Regions from separate parts of the Homo sapiens genome. Here all the other regions are linked to region 4. Evidence: chromatin contacts called from ENCODE Hi-C or POLR2A ChIA-PET data. All regions are on one chromosome and are shown on one strand. Each heading gives the region's core, a stretch centred on a gene start or an enhancer-like site at or near the end of the contact. The rest is flanking DNA. Distances are from core to core; before and after follow the strand shown. Region 1 overlaps LOC105378740 (a long non-coding RNA gene). Region 2 has its middle 250 kb from the start of LINC01753. Region 3 has its middle 360 kb from the start of MIR4422. Region 4 holds the start of PLPP3 (phospholipid phosphatase 3). Region 5 has its middle 280 kb from the start of LINC01753.

Region 1 (2,700 bases), core at 12-2,511, 770 kb after region 4:
AATGTTTATCATTGTGGCAACTGTCCCAGGTGCCCCTTATTTTTCCCCATCGTATTTATGATCCCATTTGATATTTATAATCTTGAACATAATACATGGAATATAGATGCATTTGGGTTGATACCTCTGAAGATTTTGGTCCCCTAACCTATGTGAATCTTCTGTGCTTGCATATGAGGCCTTCCCTTGTTTACTAAGAATTAGCACCCATCCCTTTGCCAAATAAAGTGCTGTAAGAATTGCAGAGATTTTGTGACCTAACTGCACCTCTTCTATCCTCCTGGTGACCAAGCTTAGATTATGCTGTAACTAAGCCTAGTCATATCTGGAAACATGGATAGGAAGCCTTCTCCTAGCCAATATGTTACCAGAAAAGGATAGAATACACGGAGAACTGACTTCTGACATGGTTGATCAAAGAGGGCAAATAAAGAAAAGTTTATTTGGGCACAATCTCCTACAATGGCAGGACTTAACAGCCTGCCAAGGATCTCAGGAAATGGTATGAATCTGCTATTATGATGGCTTCTAGAAGCATGGACGTTGTAGCTCATACTCAGCGAAGCTTAAATGCAAAAAAAAAAATGCTGTGCTTAAGTGGCAAAAGAAGGTATTAAAAAGCTTAGAAACAGACTTGCTGAAGGGTATATAATGTATGACTGGAAGACCCAACAGATGTGTCCCATAGGAAGATGCTGAGGGCAATTTTATGAAGGCAGTAGAAAATGTGCCAGTGAGTAGAACACTAGTATCACTAAAACATGCAATGGCGGCTGTCCTGTTAGCCAGATGGAATGAGCAATATACATTCACTGTTATCCCCAGGCCTAAGTTAACTTTTCTGCCTTATCTCATAAGTTTAAAGTTATCTGGACCATCTGGATACCCTGTAGAACATTACAATGATCTATTACATCAATGAACTTCTGTTGATTGATCCAGATGAGTAAGTTAGCCCGCATACTGGCAGCCTTGGTAAGACACATATACTCCAGAATATTAAAAGGTTTGCCATATCCATAAAATATTTAGAGGTCCAATGGTCAAAGGTATTCTCAAATTTCCCCTAAAGTAAAAAAAACAAATCACTGCCACTTATATCTCCTGCCACAAAGGAGGAAGCACAATGCCTGATGGGCCTCAGGTTCTGGAGGAAGCTGATCCCACACACAGGGAAGCTGCTCTGGCTTATGTCCCAGGTGATGCGAAAGCCTGACAGCCTTGACCAGACCCAGAGCAGGAAAAAAAAAACCAAAAACAAACAGATGCTTGTCCAGGCCATGACGCAATCAGCCCTGTTGCTTGGGCCATATGATCTGGCAAACCCTATGATAGAAGTTTCCACTGGGGAAAAATGTGTGTGGAATTTATGGTAAGTCCTAGGATGACAATCACAACACGGGCCCCTGAAATGGACAATGTACATTCACTGTTATCCCCAGGCCTATGTTAGCTTTTTTGAGCAATGCCATATCATCTCTAATGGATAACTGTACAACTTTTTATTTTACCAATTTAAAACTTCCTTTTTAAAAGGAATTCATGTAGTAAGGTATTTAACATAGTAGTTCCTCATAGATAGTTCTTTCTTCTTTATTACTTCTCCACATGCTTAGTAATCTTTTCTAAAATTTACTAGGAGTTGACATTAAGCTCACTGACCTATAACTTTCAAAACTCTACCTTATCCTTTTACAAAAGTTGCATATTTTCAACTCTTGCAACCTATTCTTTCTCTGATTAACAGAAGTATCCTTATGTCAAACCTACAAGTTCTGAAAAATTACTTTCAGATGTGCTCTTCTGAGCCTAGAAAAAGTAGAGATAACTTTATAGTTTATAATTTAGTTGATCTTTTCCCTAACTTTGTTTATGCCCTCATAACTATTTCATAGCTTGAAAAATGTTTTCTTTGATAGAAGTAGAAACAGAAGAGAGACTGGGTATTTTTGTACTATCACCAGTTAGTCCTTCAAACTGCTCTCAACTACCACCACCAAATTGAATGTTATAATACCCCCACACTCCCCATCATGAGCTGAATCCTGCCAGACCCACCAAGTCATAAGGTCAGATGGGCCCAGCAACACTCCATCAAAAGATTGAAATGGTACATTAAAGATCAAACATGGGCGGAACTGGAAGTCTCAAACAAGCTAATAAACAGGTAGCTCAGACCCACCACTTATGCAGCAGCATGTTTCCCTTAGCTTATGCCTATGGCCCTGGGTTTGGCCATGTACGAGGTGGGAGACAATAAAGTGGAGATATTGAGTCTGTGGCTGTATGTGTGATTCTGGTGCTTGGGAGAAATTCGTCAGATACTCAAGTCTTACTCTTGACACTATTCTAAAGTGCTCCACAATTAACATTCTTAAGTTAACTTTTGTCCATAACTTGTTAACTTTTGTTACAACTCTTAGCCACCTTGGCATCTGGTGACCCTAATATCAGCCAAGTCCTTACTGCCTTGAGGTTTCATTTTTCAACTATGATGCAATGCCTCCTGACTTAGGATATGACCTGTAACCACTGACCCTTGACAACTGGCCTTGGTTTCACCTCCTTGGTCACTCCCTTTGCCCCCTAGGTAATATTTGCAGTCCATTTACCTCTTTTTTGACTCTTATCTCTGACTTGTCTTCAATATCCTGAAATTATGATGAACTGCTTGGTTCTCACAGAGTAACTCTGCAATGA
Region 2 (2,700 bases), core at 100-2,599, 880 kb after region 4:
AAAAGGGAAGATTGGACCAAATACTGGAGATGGAAAATTTTGTGAGATTAGATGTGACAGTGGTAAGATAGAACAGAGTTGACTGTAGCAATGAGTCAATCACTTTTACCAACAAGGTGCAAGAATAGAAGGGTTGGGGAACTCTAAATCAGTACTTCTCAATCCTGCCGGCCTGTTAGAATCACTGGTACATTTTTATAAAATACTACATCTAGGACCCTCTCCAAATTGATTAAACCAAAACTTCTAGAAAAATATGTGGGTATTGGTGTTTTTGAAAAGCTCCCCAAGAAATTCAAATGTGTAGTCTGTATTGAGAACCACTGCCCTAAAGCATACAACTCTCATCAACCATCTCATCAACCTCCTCACTTTATGAATAGAAAAACCTGGGTCCTGCCCAATGTCACGCACTTCATCACATTTTCATTTCAGTTAAATTTTGTTTGTGTATCTACAGTGTGTCAGGAACAGGGCTATCTTACTGGAATCTAAAGTTAGCAGAGGATCTAACAATGACACATGGGGTGCAGAAATCTTGGGAAGGAGGCAGGACCACAACTCTGTCCCATGCGATAGAGTGAAAAGGAGGAGATTCTAGAGTCAGACCAACCAAGGTTCACTTCCTGGTTCTGCCCCTGTGAGGTCTTGGGCAAGTCACTTAAACAATGAGAGTCTTTTTAAACTCATTGCAAAGTGGGAACAATAGTGTCTACCTAGTGATGGTGTAGAGAGGGTTAACCAAGAGACTGAACAGAAAGCCTACAGAGGACATGAGAGGCACTTGAAAATTATTAGCACCTTTTAAGCAGTTTGAGGATGATTAGAGCTTGGTCTGGAAAATAACTCTGCAAGTGAACTGGAGGCCTTGCTGGCTGAGCTCCATGGGCCAGGGGCATATGAATTCACAGCATGATGAGCTATGATGATTTCAATTCAGGTTTTCCTAATGAAATGACATCTCTCTAAGATGACCGATCCCAGGAGAGAGCCCAATCTAAATTTAGAGGGTTTCAGAGTTCTTTTGAAAGCCCAGAAATGTGATCTATCTTCAGGCTTCATAGTTTCCAAGATCATCTGCAGTAGCCAAGCAGACCCTGGCGTTATCTCTCACTACATTTTGAGCCGTGAGTCACCGCGTCCATATAGTCTGTTTTGGGGCCGAGAGAGGCACTCCACTGGAGCCCCTCTCCCTGGAGCCCTCCAGCTTTCCACGATGATCAGCTGTCATTAGGAGAGGATGTGAGTGATTAGGAGCTTGCACATGTGCGTGTCAGTGCAAGGGACTCACTCATTCCCTCTACAAGAATCACCAAAAGCAATAACAAAGCTATGAGTGGCCTGGAGTGTGACATGATGCCAAGTAATCTGGGCCCTGGATCCCCAGGCCTGATTCACGATCATAACAAGCACACATCTTGCTTCCTTTGTAACTTTCGCCAATGAATATCTTGCCTGAAGCTTCCCAGTCAGAAAAAATAACTTTTATCCACAGGGAGAGGATTTCAGCTCCTTAGGGAAAAAAAAATTCAGACTAAAAATGTTAAAAAAGCAAAGCATCTCAAAAGTGATACATGGACTAAAAATGACATATATCTGGAGAAGGATAGAACAAATATATATTGAGTGCTTCTTAGGTGTCCTGCATTGAAATGATATATATGAAACATCACAATAAATTAGTTACCTCTCTGAGTACTAATTTCTTCATCTTATAGCTCTATTTTTATTGTATACCTCTAAGTTTGTCTTGAATTATAAAAATATTCGATAATAATAAAGAAAATGTATTAACCATGTACTCTGTGCCAGGTACTGTACTAATTATATTGAAAACATGCTAACACTGAATACAACAATACTCCCATGAAGCAGGGGTAGCCTAGAGAGATTGCACAAATGAGGAAGCCGAGGCTTCGAAGAGAGACTCATCCATCAGATGTCACATAGTAAGAGCGGAGCCAGTACAGTAAGCTGCCTGACTCCAAATCTCTTCCCCTGATAAATGCAGAAACGATAACTATGTAGCACTCTAATTTTTCTAAGCCTCAAAGTGGCAAATCAAGGGCTTCAACATGGGGTTTCCTGGCTCCAGGTCCACTGTAATTTCAATCTTTTTCCTTAACATGGCCTATAAAGTATGAAGCAGGGTCAAATGGCCAAGGAGGCTGGGCAAAGCTCTCTAAGGTTTCAGGGTGTTTAGGAGTCTCCTCTGGGGAGTGGCCCTTGGAAACATGAAGGCAAATAGGCCAGATCAGAGCTCGTGATGTAATGAGACACACTTCATAAATGGCAGCCCTGTACCAGGCATCTTGTCCTGCGCCATCTCATTTAGTCATCACTGCAATGCTATGAATTAGGTACAATTTTCTCTATTTTAGAGAAAACGGAGACCCACAAAAGTGGAATGATTCATCCAAGGTCACCTAGCTGGAATGTGACAGAGTTTCTATCAGAACAATAATTTCGTATCCATGTTACTGAAATTCCTTGAGGTCAGAAGCATATTTTGATATATTTATTTTCCTAGCACTTGTCATGGTGCCTGAAACATCCTCAACAATTGGAAGTTTATGTTTCTCTTTGACACTAACAATATTCATTCAAGAATATGCCTGGCATTATATTAGATGCTTTATAACATATCATTTTGTCACTGTTCAGAATAAGCCCATGAACTAGGTTTTAGATATACTTTTA
Region 3 (2,700 bases), core at 93-2,592, 990 kb after region 4:
AAGAGTCCTGCTCTCCCTGAACTATTGCCTCTGGACTATTACAGAAGAGAGGAATAAACACCTGCTTAAGTTAGGCCACTGAATACCTGGGTCCCTGTATTACCCCAGCTTCACTTGTACCCTAAGCATCATACAGCCTCATTTTGGAGATTGTGGACAATACACTAAATCCTCAATGTTATCAATAGGTTCTTAGGAACTGTGACTTGAAGCAAAACAGCAGGTCCTTGAATAATGTCTCACATTCACCTTTCTTTCCTTATAATCTTGATAAGAAAAATAATTGGTTTTTATACTTTGTTTCACAGTCACATGGAATCCTATGCAGCCACAAAAAGGATGAGTTCATGTCCTTTGTAGGGACATGGATGAAGCTGGAAACCATCATTCTCAGCAAACTATCACAAGAACAGAAAACCAAACACCACATGTTCTCTTATAAGTGGGATCTGAACAATGAGAACACATGGACATAGGGAAGGGAACATCACACACCAGGGCCTGTTTGGGAGTGGAGAGGCTAGGGGAGGGTTAACATTAGGAGAAATACCTAATGTAGGTGACAGGTTGATGGGTGCAGCAAACCACCATGGCACGTGCATACCTATGTAACAAAACTGCACGTTCTACACATGTACCCTAGAACTTATAATAAAAAAAGAGAGAGAAAAAAAAAGAAACTATGGATGACATTAGGTGAGGACTTACTATGCTACTTGACACATAGTGGGTCTGTGATTAGTCAATATACCTGATATAGTTTGGCTGTGTTCTCACCCAAATCTCATCTTGAACTGTAGCTCCCATAATCCCCACATGTTGTGAGAGAGGCCCAGTGGGAGGTAATTGAAACACGGGGACAGGTTTTGCCCTTGCTGTTCTTGTGATAATGATTAAGTCTCAAGAGATCTGATGATTTTATAAAGGGCAGTTCCACTATGCATGTTCTCTTGCCTGCCACCATGTAAGACGTACATTTGCTCCTCCTTCACCTTCCACCATGATTGTCAGGCCTCCCCAGCCATGTGGAACTCTGAGTCGATTAAACTTATTTTTCCTTATAAATTACCCAGTCTCAGGTATTTCTTAATAGCAGTATGAAAATGGACTAATAACATACCCACAGCTATCATTAGGATGAACTGATAGAATGTGGTGACTCACTAGATGTGGTGGCAAAAGAAAAAGAAAAGCTAATCAGACTCTGAAATTTCCAACTTGGGTGTCAGTGAGAATGATGGGACTCCTAATAGAAATGTGGGGAGGAAAGAGGAGGACAATTTGGGGAGAGAAAATAAAGGCAGGCTCTGGCCATGCTGAGTTTGAGTTGCTGGCAGGGCTCACAGAAAGAGATGCCAACAGGCAATTTGAAATTTGAGCTGTAGCTGAGGTCTGGAAACAAAGAATGGGGTGGGGGTGGGGGAATTGAAGCTGTGGAAATAATGAGGTTTCTAAGGGAGAAAGCTGCAGACGCAGATATTGGAAGGATAATGAGGAGACAAGTCTGGCTGGAGCAAAGGTTTCTAAGGGTGCAAAAGGGAGGGAGCACTGGGAAGGGGTTGAGCCCAGTGTGGCAGAACTTCAAGAGCCCTGTGGAGGAGGAGCTGAGACCTCAGTCTTCAGGCAAAGGGGGCCATGGTGGCTTTGAATGGGGAGGGCAATGATGAAGATCCTACCTGTTGTGCCAGAGCATCCCTGATGGGGCCAGAGGGATGCTCTTCCTCTGCCAGACAAGCAGCTACCACTTACAGCCATTTCACTGCAGTCTTAATAAACACATGTGAAGTACAGCAAACAACCTCAATGAACACGCTGCCTCTAGGTGGTGGGTTATGGGATTATAGGATTTTTTAATACAAAAAGTTAGATGAAAGTGAATTTTTTTAAAAAAAGGTCTGAGTGTGTACTATAAACTTGGTACATCAAAGCACTTTCAGCCTGAATATTTTGGAGAGATTTTTAAGGAGACAATGAAACCAAAGAATTAGCCAGAGTGACTCCATGGAATGGAAAGTCACATCTTGAAGGAGGAGGCAAGACAGGTGACCCCTGCTCAGCCTTTCCATCCTTTAGTCAACCAATATGTATTGAGGGTTGCCCCCACTCTGCCACTTTCAGGGGCCGTCATTCATACCACATGGAGGGTCAAGGCAAGAAGTAAACAAACGTGTCAGGAGTTGTTGAGTGCTGGGGTGAAAAATAAAACTGGGTGAGGGATAAACAGAAGACACAGCCACCCCACCTCAGGGAAGTTCCCTCCAAGGTGATCTTAGAGCCCAGACAGAAGGCAGTGAGGGTGCCACACAGCTCTCAGGGATGGAATGTTCCAGGCCAAAAAGAAGCAGCAAACACAAAAGTCCTGAGGTGGGAGAGGGCATGACACGTTTGCGGAATGCCAGAAGAGGTCAAGGCTGGCATCAGGGTGAGGCAAGTGAAGGGCCTAGGGTGAAAATTTAAGGAAGCCTTCTTCTCAAGTTCCTGTAATTGCCCAGGCAGATGGCTTCCTTTCTTGCTTCACCTCAGTCCAAGCCCTGGTGGCAGTAACTGAGTCTGGGACGGGAAGAGTGGCAGCAGGGCTCAGCGGCCACAGGACTCAGACAACGGGAGCAGCAGAGAACACAAAGCCTCAGATGGCTCACTGCTCTGTCTCCCTAAGAAACTCAATATGAAGGTCCAAGAAATCCTATATGCCTGGAGAGT
Region 4 (2,700 bases), core at 139-2,638:
GCCAAGATTGAGGCACTGCACTCCAGCCTGGGCGATAGAGTGAGACGCCATCTCGGGGGAAAAAAAAATAGTTAGAAGCAAAGAGTTGACAGTGAAGTTAATTCTGTGCAGGAATGAAGAAAGTACTCAGAGAGGAGGTGACATTTCAGAGGATACTAAAGCAAGAGAAGCATTTCCCTAACTAGAGGAGGAAAGGGTATGCATTATAGGCAGAGCGTGCAGGAGAGCAGGGGTGTGGAGTGTGAAAGGATTGTACCAGAAAGGGCAATTGTACCAGAAAGGGTTGATGGTGGCTGCATATAAAGTTATCAAAACCCAAAACAAGTCAGTGTAAGAAAGAACATGATTCATATAATGTATCAAAAAGCTACAAATATTTCCATTTCTGAATGCACACAAAGAACCACCTGGAAAAAACATCCATTTATTGTCCACTGTGCCCAGGTCCATGCTAGGCACTATAGAAGATACAAGGGAAGGCCCTTGCCCTGGAAATGTTTATTCTCTATCTGGAAAAAAGATTAACTCACATAAAATAATTAAAAATAAGATGCCAGCCTCTAAGGAAAAATGTTAGATTGTCTGAAACTCAAGCAGAGAGCATTTTGGCTGCCCTGGAATTCCCCATAGTAGTAGAATTACTCTTGGGGCCAAGAGAGGGGTTGCCTGAGACTCCTTCACCCAGAAAAAAGGTAATTGCTAACCCTCACAGAGCACTTCCTATGTACTGGGCACTGTTCTAGGAGCTTATACGGATTAACAAATTAAGTCTTCACAACCACCCTATATGAAAAGGAACAGTTATCTCTAGTTACATACGGGGAAACTGAGGCACAGAGTCACAGGATTGAAATCCAGGAGATGTGGTTCCACAGTCGTGCAGTCTTTTTCATTTTAGTATTCTCAAAATCTAGCGTAGTACCCGGTGTTGGATGTTAAGATCTTAAACAAACAAACAACTTGTTTTCCTTAAAAATTATATTTTCAGGGTAATACAATTCAAGTCACAATAAAGACCTGAAAGCCTCAGGTTTGTAGGTGAGGAAAAATGCATTTTAGCTGTACAGCCCTAACTTTTACTTGACCCAAGGCCAGCAAGAAAATGTTTCTTTTTATTTATATATATTTTTTCTTTGGTGACAATTTGGTGTTTCTGAACGCTAGGGGCTCCCGGTTTCTCTGGTTTGAGAGTAACTTTTCCTTTTAGGACTTTTTTTTTTTTTTTTGAAGGGGGTGGGGGAAAATGTGGCCTTAATTATCCTACGTCTTAGGCAGCTTAAGGAAGGGGCTGTGCTTTCGGAATCCCATCCGAGCCAAGTAAGGAGGTCCCTCTCTCTCTCTCCCCCCACGTCTTCTCTTTTTAAAGGACCTCGTGAAATAAAAGTGCAGAAAACAAACCCAGGCGATCACAGCAGCAGCCGCCGCGGCAGCAGCACCAACAGCAGGAGGAGCAGGAGGAGCCGGAGGAGGAGGAGGAGGAGGAGGCAAAGTTAGAGTTGGGGCTGGCGCTCCGGAGTTGCTGGGCTCAGCGCAGCTCCCATTCATTAAGGAACCAGCTGCGGAGGAAGGTGGCCGAGCGCCCGCGCTGCCCACTCGCTCGCTCGCGCACTCAGACGCGCGCCACAACAGCGCGCCCCAAGCTGCGCAGCTCTGCAAAAGTTTCTGCTCGGGATCTGGCTCTCTTCCCCTTGGACTTTAGAACGATTTAGGGTTGACAGAGGAAAGCAGAGGCGCGCAGGAGGAGCAGAAAACACCACCTTCTGCAGTTGGAGGCAGGCAGCCCCGGCTGCACTCTAGCCGCCGCGCCCGGAGCCGGGGCCGACCCGCCACTATCCGCAGCAGCCTCGGCCAGGAGGCGACCCGGGCGCCTGGGTGTGTGGCTGCTGTTGCGGGACGTCTTCGCGGGGCGGGAGGCTCGCGCCGCAGCCAGCGCCATGCAAAACTACAAGTACGACAAAGCGATCGTCCCGGAGAGCAAGAACGGCGGCAGCCCGGCGCTCAACAACAACCCGAGGAGGAGCGGCAGCAAGCGGGTGCTGCTCATCTGCCTCGACCTCTTCTGCCTCTTCATGGGTGAGCCCAGCCCCGCTGTCCCTCGGCCCCTCGGCCCCTCGTCCCTCGGCGCGCGTCCCAGCCCAGTCCGGGGCCGCGCAGCGCCGCGCCGCGCCGCGCCGTCAGCTCCGGGGGGCCCCCGCAGCCTTCCTGGGGAGCCTTTGCGCCGCCCAGGCCCGAAGCCCCCGCCCTCCCCGATCCCACCGACTTCTTGGCCTGTACTTGAGTGGGTCTGGGCGTGCTTAAGCGTTCGTGGGCAACTGTTAAACCAGCTCAGTAAAAGTCGTCTCCACGTTGGAAGCCCGGGCGGAATCCCGCGGAAGGTGTGGGTTCGTCCTTTTAGCGTAGGGGAAGTTGGTTGAGCCGCGCTCTAGAGCCAGCGTATAGCTAGCTGGTCGCCCTCCATCCGAGTGAAATGGATCGCCCCGAGAGTCGGGCTCCTGCCTGGAGCCGAGCTGCCTTCCCGGCGGCTGTATGTAAACATCCAGCCCTTCCGCCTTTGCTGCCCAGGCTCGCCAGACTGGCTAGCCGGCCTTTTCACTTGCTCCTCTCCTGTAGGTGCTTTCCCCGGGCTTGGTGCTGGGCACGGCTTCAGCAATCACTTGAGTGCCTACTGTGTGCCAGGTGGTAGGCGGCTTCAGGGGCATC
Region 5 (2,700 bases), core at 124-2,623, 910 kb after region 4:
TTCAGTCTTCTCATATTAAGTTGGAATTCCACACTGGCAGAGCTAGAGGGCTCTTGGAGTTCATTTAGTCCAGCCCTGCTATTCTAAAGAGAAACTAAAGCCCAGAGAAGAACAGCAGCTATTTGTCCAAAAAGCCAAGGCTAGAAAAACAATACTTGCTCCAGTCTGAGGTACCTCACAAAAAACAAAAATGAGATTTTATACAGGGCTGCAGTTGGGATAAGAGGATCAGGAATTGTTTACCTCACCCCTGAACTACCACTCCCTGTGCTCAGTGATTCTTTTGACAGGAAGCAAACAAAGTCTTCTGCTCTTCGGGGAGAATGAAGAATGTTGGGACTGACATTTATTGAGCGCTTTGTATGTGCCAGCCACTGTGCTCCTTGCTTCATATTCATGATCTCATTTAATCTTCACCACAACCTAATAACCTGGCTTCTCTGAGCACCAGTTTCCTCATCTGTAAGATGACCTTCCTAAGGTCACATAGAGTAAGTTTGTTTGCCTTTTAAACAGCAATGGTGCTGGGGAGTGGGGTGGATTTTGGAACCACTTGGATAAAGACACACAAAAATTAAAATTATCTGTAAGTTCTGAGTATTCTTTTCAGAATCACTCCTAACAGCAGAGGGATAGAGATAGAAAGCTATGGGAAGATGAGAGAAGTCTTCATTCATGTGCTTTTTTCACAGTCGGCTAAGTTGTATTAACAATTTTGTTAGTCAAGGGAGGCTATCATCTATATAACAAGCACAGCTTTGTTGTTAAGCCATTGAGATTTGAGAGTTCTTGCCCACTCCACGGTGCAAGCAAGTGTTCATCCAGCAGACTTCTTCACGGTGATTCAGAGCTCAGATTCCTCCCATCTTGTGGCACTGCCATCTTCACCATGTGACCTCCAAGGCAGCCACAGAAAAAAAGAGGATCGAGTACTGTGCAGAAGAGAATACATCACTACTACCCACCTGCCACTGGCTCTACCATGAGTGCAAAGGGCTGGGATGAGGCTTAGCTGTGTGCCTGAGAAAAGAGGAAACCAGGCCTGTGGTAAGCACTAGTGTTCTCTGCCACAATATACGGCCTTAAACAGGCAAAGAATTCTCCCATTATGTCAGAGAGTACCCCCAATAACCATGTGAGTTCAGTACCCTCAGAGTGAAGCTCTGAGGGGAGAATTAGATTCTATCAATGTTACACAGACTTAGGCTGTAGACACAGAAAAGCTCAGGTCATATTTCAGATATAAATGCAAAGTTCTTTCCTCCAAGGTCCCAGGCAATCCTGTGCTGACCAAGGGAGCTAGAAAACATTTGGCTCCTCCTTACCTAGCACAGCATCTGTAAGGCATTTCTCAACACTGAGTGAACGTCATGATAGCAACACACAGGCTGAGACACTCAGCCACTCCTTCATTAATGCAGCCAAGGAAGGAAGAGCCTGGGCTTTTCTGTCTAAATTCTTAGAATCATTGAGTCAAGCTGGCCTGGGAAATCTCAAGATATCACGTTGGCACAGTCTAGGTAGAGGAAATCAGGCATCCTGACTTCTCACTCAGAACTTTTCAAGCTTCCAAGAGTACTGCGGCCCTCTGGTTTCTGCCCAAGAGATAACTGGAAAACTTTTTCCAGTGTCTCTCCATACAAGATAATGGTTTACAGATTGGAAAGTTAAAGCATAATCTTCAAACACAAAAGGTGGGTTTGCTTCAGTATGTGGCTGATAAAGTAAAATCAACTGTCTATTAAAAACAAAATAAACACTGAGAAATGGAACATTAATAGAAACCAAACTAGAGGCAAGAAACCTGAATTTTGGATCTGGCTGTGACATTTACGATTTGTGTGATCCTGAACAGTTAGCTACAATACTCTCTGAATCTTGACATTCTCTTTTGTTGAAACCAAATGGGTTAGGTTCAGTGGTTCTCAACTAGGGGCCACACTGTCCCCTAAGGGGCATTTGTCAAAGCATGAGGGCATTTTTTGATTGTCCAGTTGTGCCTGGAGGATACAACTAGCACTTAGCAAGTAGAGAGGCCAGGGAAGCTCCATGTCCTGCAGTATGTGAAATAGTCTCACCCAATAAAGAATTATCCCTCCCATAATGCCAGTGTCATCACTGTAAGAAGAAAAATCACCCAGGATAATATATCACTACTAGGATCAAAGATTTTTTAACATAAAATTAGCCTAACTTTCTGCTTTCCTGGCTAGGAAACTCACAGCAAATTGGAGAATTCTCATTCACAGCTCCTTGTAACCTAAGTGCTTGGTATTATACTTTCTATCCCTTCTTTTCCTCATTCTCACTATATACTATCCCTCTCTCTCCTTCTCTCCAACACACAGACACACACACACACACAGACACACACACACACACACACACACACCAATTTCAAGCTTCTTAACTTTTCAATCTTACCTTAATGGTCCAATTTTAAATAAATCTTTTTTTCTATTGTTAATATACTTTTAAAAATAATTATTTTTTATTTTTATTTCAACACTTTTTGGGGTACAGGTGGTTTTGCTTACATGAATAATTTCTTGTCTTTTTCTTTTTTTTTTTTGAGATGGAGTTGCTTTCTTGCCATTGACGCTGGAGTGCAGTGGCGCGATCTTGGCTCACTGCAACCTCTGCCTCCCAGGTTCCAGCAATTCTCCTGCCTCAGCCTCCCAAGAAGCTGGGATTATAGGC

What was found. A loop is a pair of places that touch in the nucleus more often than their neighbours do. ChIA-PET counts read pairs that join two places held with the same protein, here RNA polymerase II (POLR2A). Pooled maps may share reads with other maps.
Region 1: a loop to region 4 is called in a map of sigmoid colon, with 2.8 times the contacts of the local background. The contact joins the enhancer-like site here to the promoter of PLPP3 in region 4. A Hi-C loop is called at or near these places in 1 of 168 maps with a recorded cell type or tissue (sigmoid colon) and 2 of 50 pooled maps. POLR2A ChIA-PET finds 5 or more read pairs at or near these places in 3 of 52 experiments (AG04450, Caco-2 and PC-9).
Region 2: a map of chondrocyte shows a loop between it and region 4 (5-fold over the local background). The contact joins the enhancer-like site here to the promoter of PLPP3 in region 4. A Hi-C loop is called at or near these places in 14 of 168 maps with a recorded cell type or tissue (B cell, GM12878, MCF 10A and 8 more), 31 of 37 single-sample maps with no recorded cell type and 20 of 50 pooled maps. POLR2A ChIA-PET finds 5 or more read pairs at or near these places in 3 of 52 experiments (AG04450, BJ and WTC11).
Region 3: a map of PC-3 shows a loop between it and region 4 (5-fold over the local background). The contact joins the enhancer-like site here to the promoter of PLPP3 in region 4. A Hi-C loop is called at or near these places in 9 of 168 maps with a recorded cell type or tissue (PC-3, ascending aorta, chondrocyte and 6 more) and 17 of 50 pooled maps. POLR2A ChIA-PET finds 5 or more read pairs at or near these places in 1 of 52 experiments (AG04450).
Region 5: a map of ascending aorta shows a loop between it and region 4 (6-fold over the local background). The contact joins the enhancer-like site here to the promoter of PLPP3 in region 4. A Hi-C loop is called at or near these places in 4 of 168 maps with a recorded cell type or tissue (ascending aorta, ovary, posterior cingulate gyrus and 1 more) and 13 of 50 pooled maps. POLR2A ChIA-PET finds 5 or more read pairs at or near these places in 2 of 52 experiments (AG04450 and H1).

What each region holds. Positions count from the first base shown.
Region 1 is chr1:55,812,377-55,815,076 of GRCh38, reverse strand. The region is part of intron 1 of LOC105378740 (a long non-coding RNA gene); the gene reads left to right. Among named protein-coding and RNA genes, the nearest start is that of LINC01753, 130 kb to the left of the region's middle. Within about 2 kb of position 1,261, at least 3 of the 41 ENCODE cell types and tissues checked have a DNase peak (open chromatin) inside an H3K27ac peak, as active enhancers do; they include PC-9, where a contact is called at or near this core.
Region 2 is chr1:55,694,985-55,697,684 of GRCh38, reverse strand. No RefSeq gene overlaps it. Among named protein-coding and RNA genes, the nearest start is that of LINC01753, 250 kb to the left of the region's middle. Within about 2 kb of position 1,349, at least 8 of the 41 ENCODE cell types and tissues checked have a DNase peak (open chromatin) inside an H3K27ac peak, as active enhancers do; they include PC-3, where a contact is called at or near this core.
Region 3 is chr1:55,583,811-55,586,510 of GRCh38, reverse strand. No RefSeq gene overlaps it. Among named protein-coding and RNA genes, the nearest start is that of MIR4422, 360 kb to the right of the region's middle. Within about 2 kb of position 1,342, at least 5 of the 41 ENCODE cell types and tissues checked have a DNase peak (open chromatin) inside an H3K27ac peak, as active enhancers do.
Region 4 is chr1:56,578,251-56,580,950 of GRCh38, reverse strand. It overlaps PLPP3 (phospholipid phosphatase 3), which reads left to right and starts at 1,388. Exons shown (of 6, transcript NM_003713.5): 1 at 1,388-2,073. The coding sequence starts at 1,935.
Region 5 is chr1:55,668,209-55,670,908 of GRCh38, reverse strand. No RefSeq gene overlaps it. Among named protein-coding and RNA genes, the nearest start is that of LINC01753, 280 kb to the left of the region's middle. Within about 2 kb of position 1,373, at least 6 of the 41 ENCODE cell types and tissues checked have a DNase peak (open chromatin) inside an H3K27ac peak, as active enhancers do; they include ascending aorta and ovary, where a contact is called at or near this core.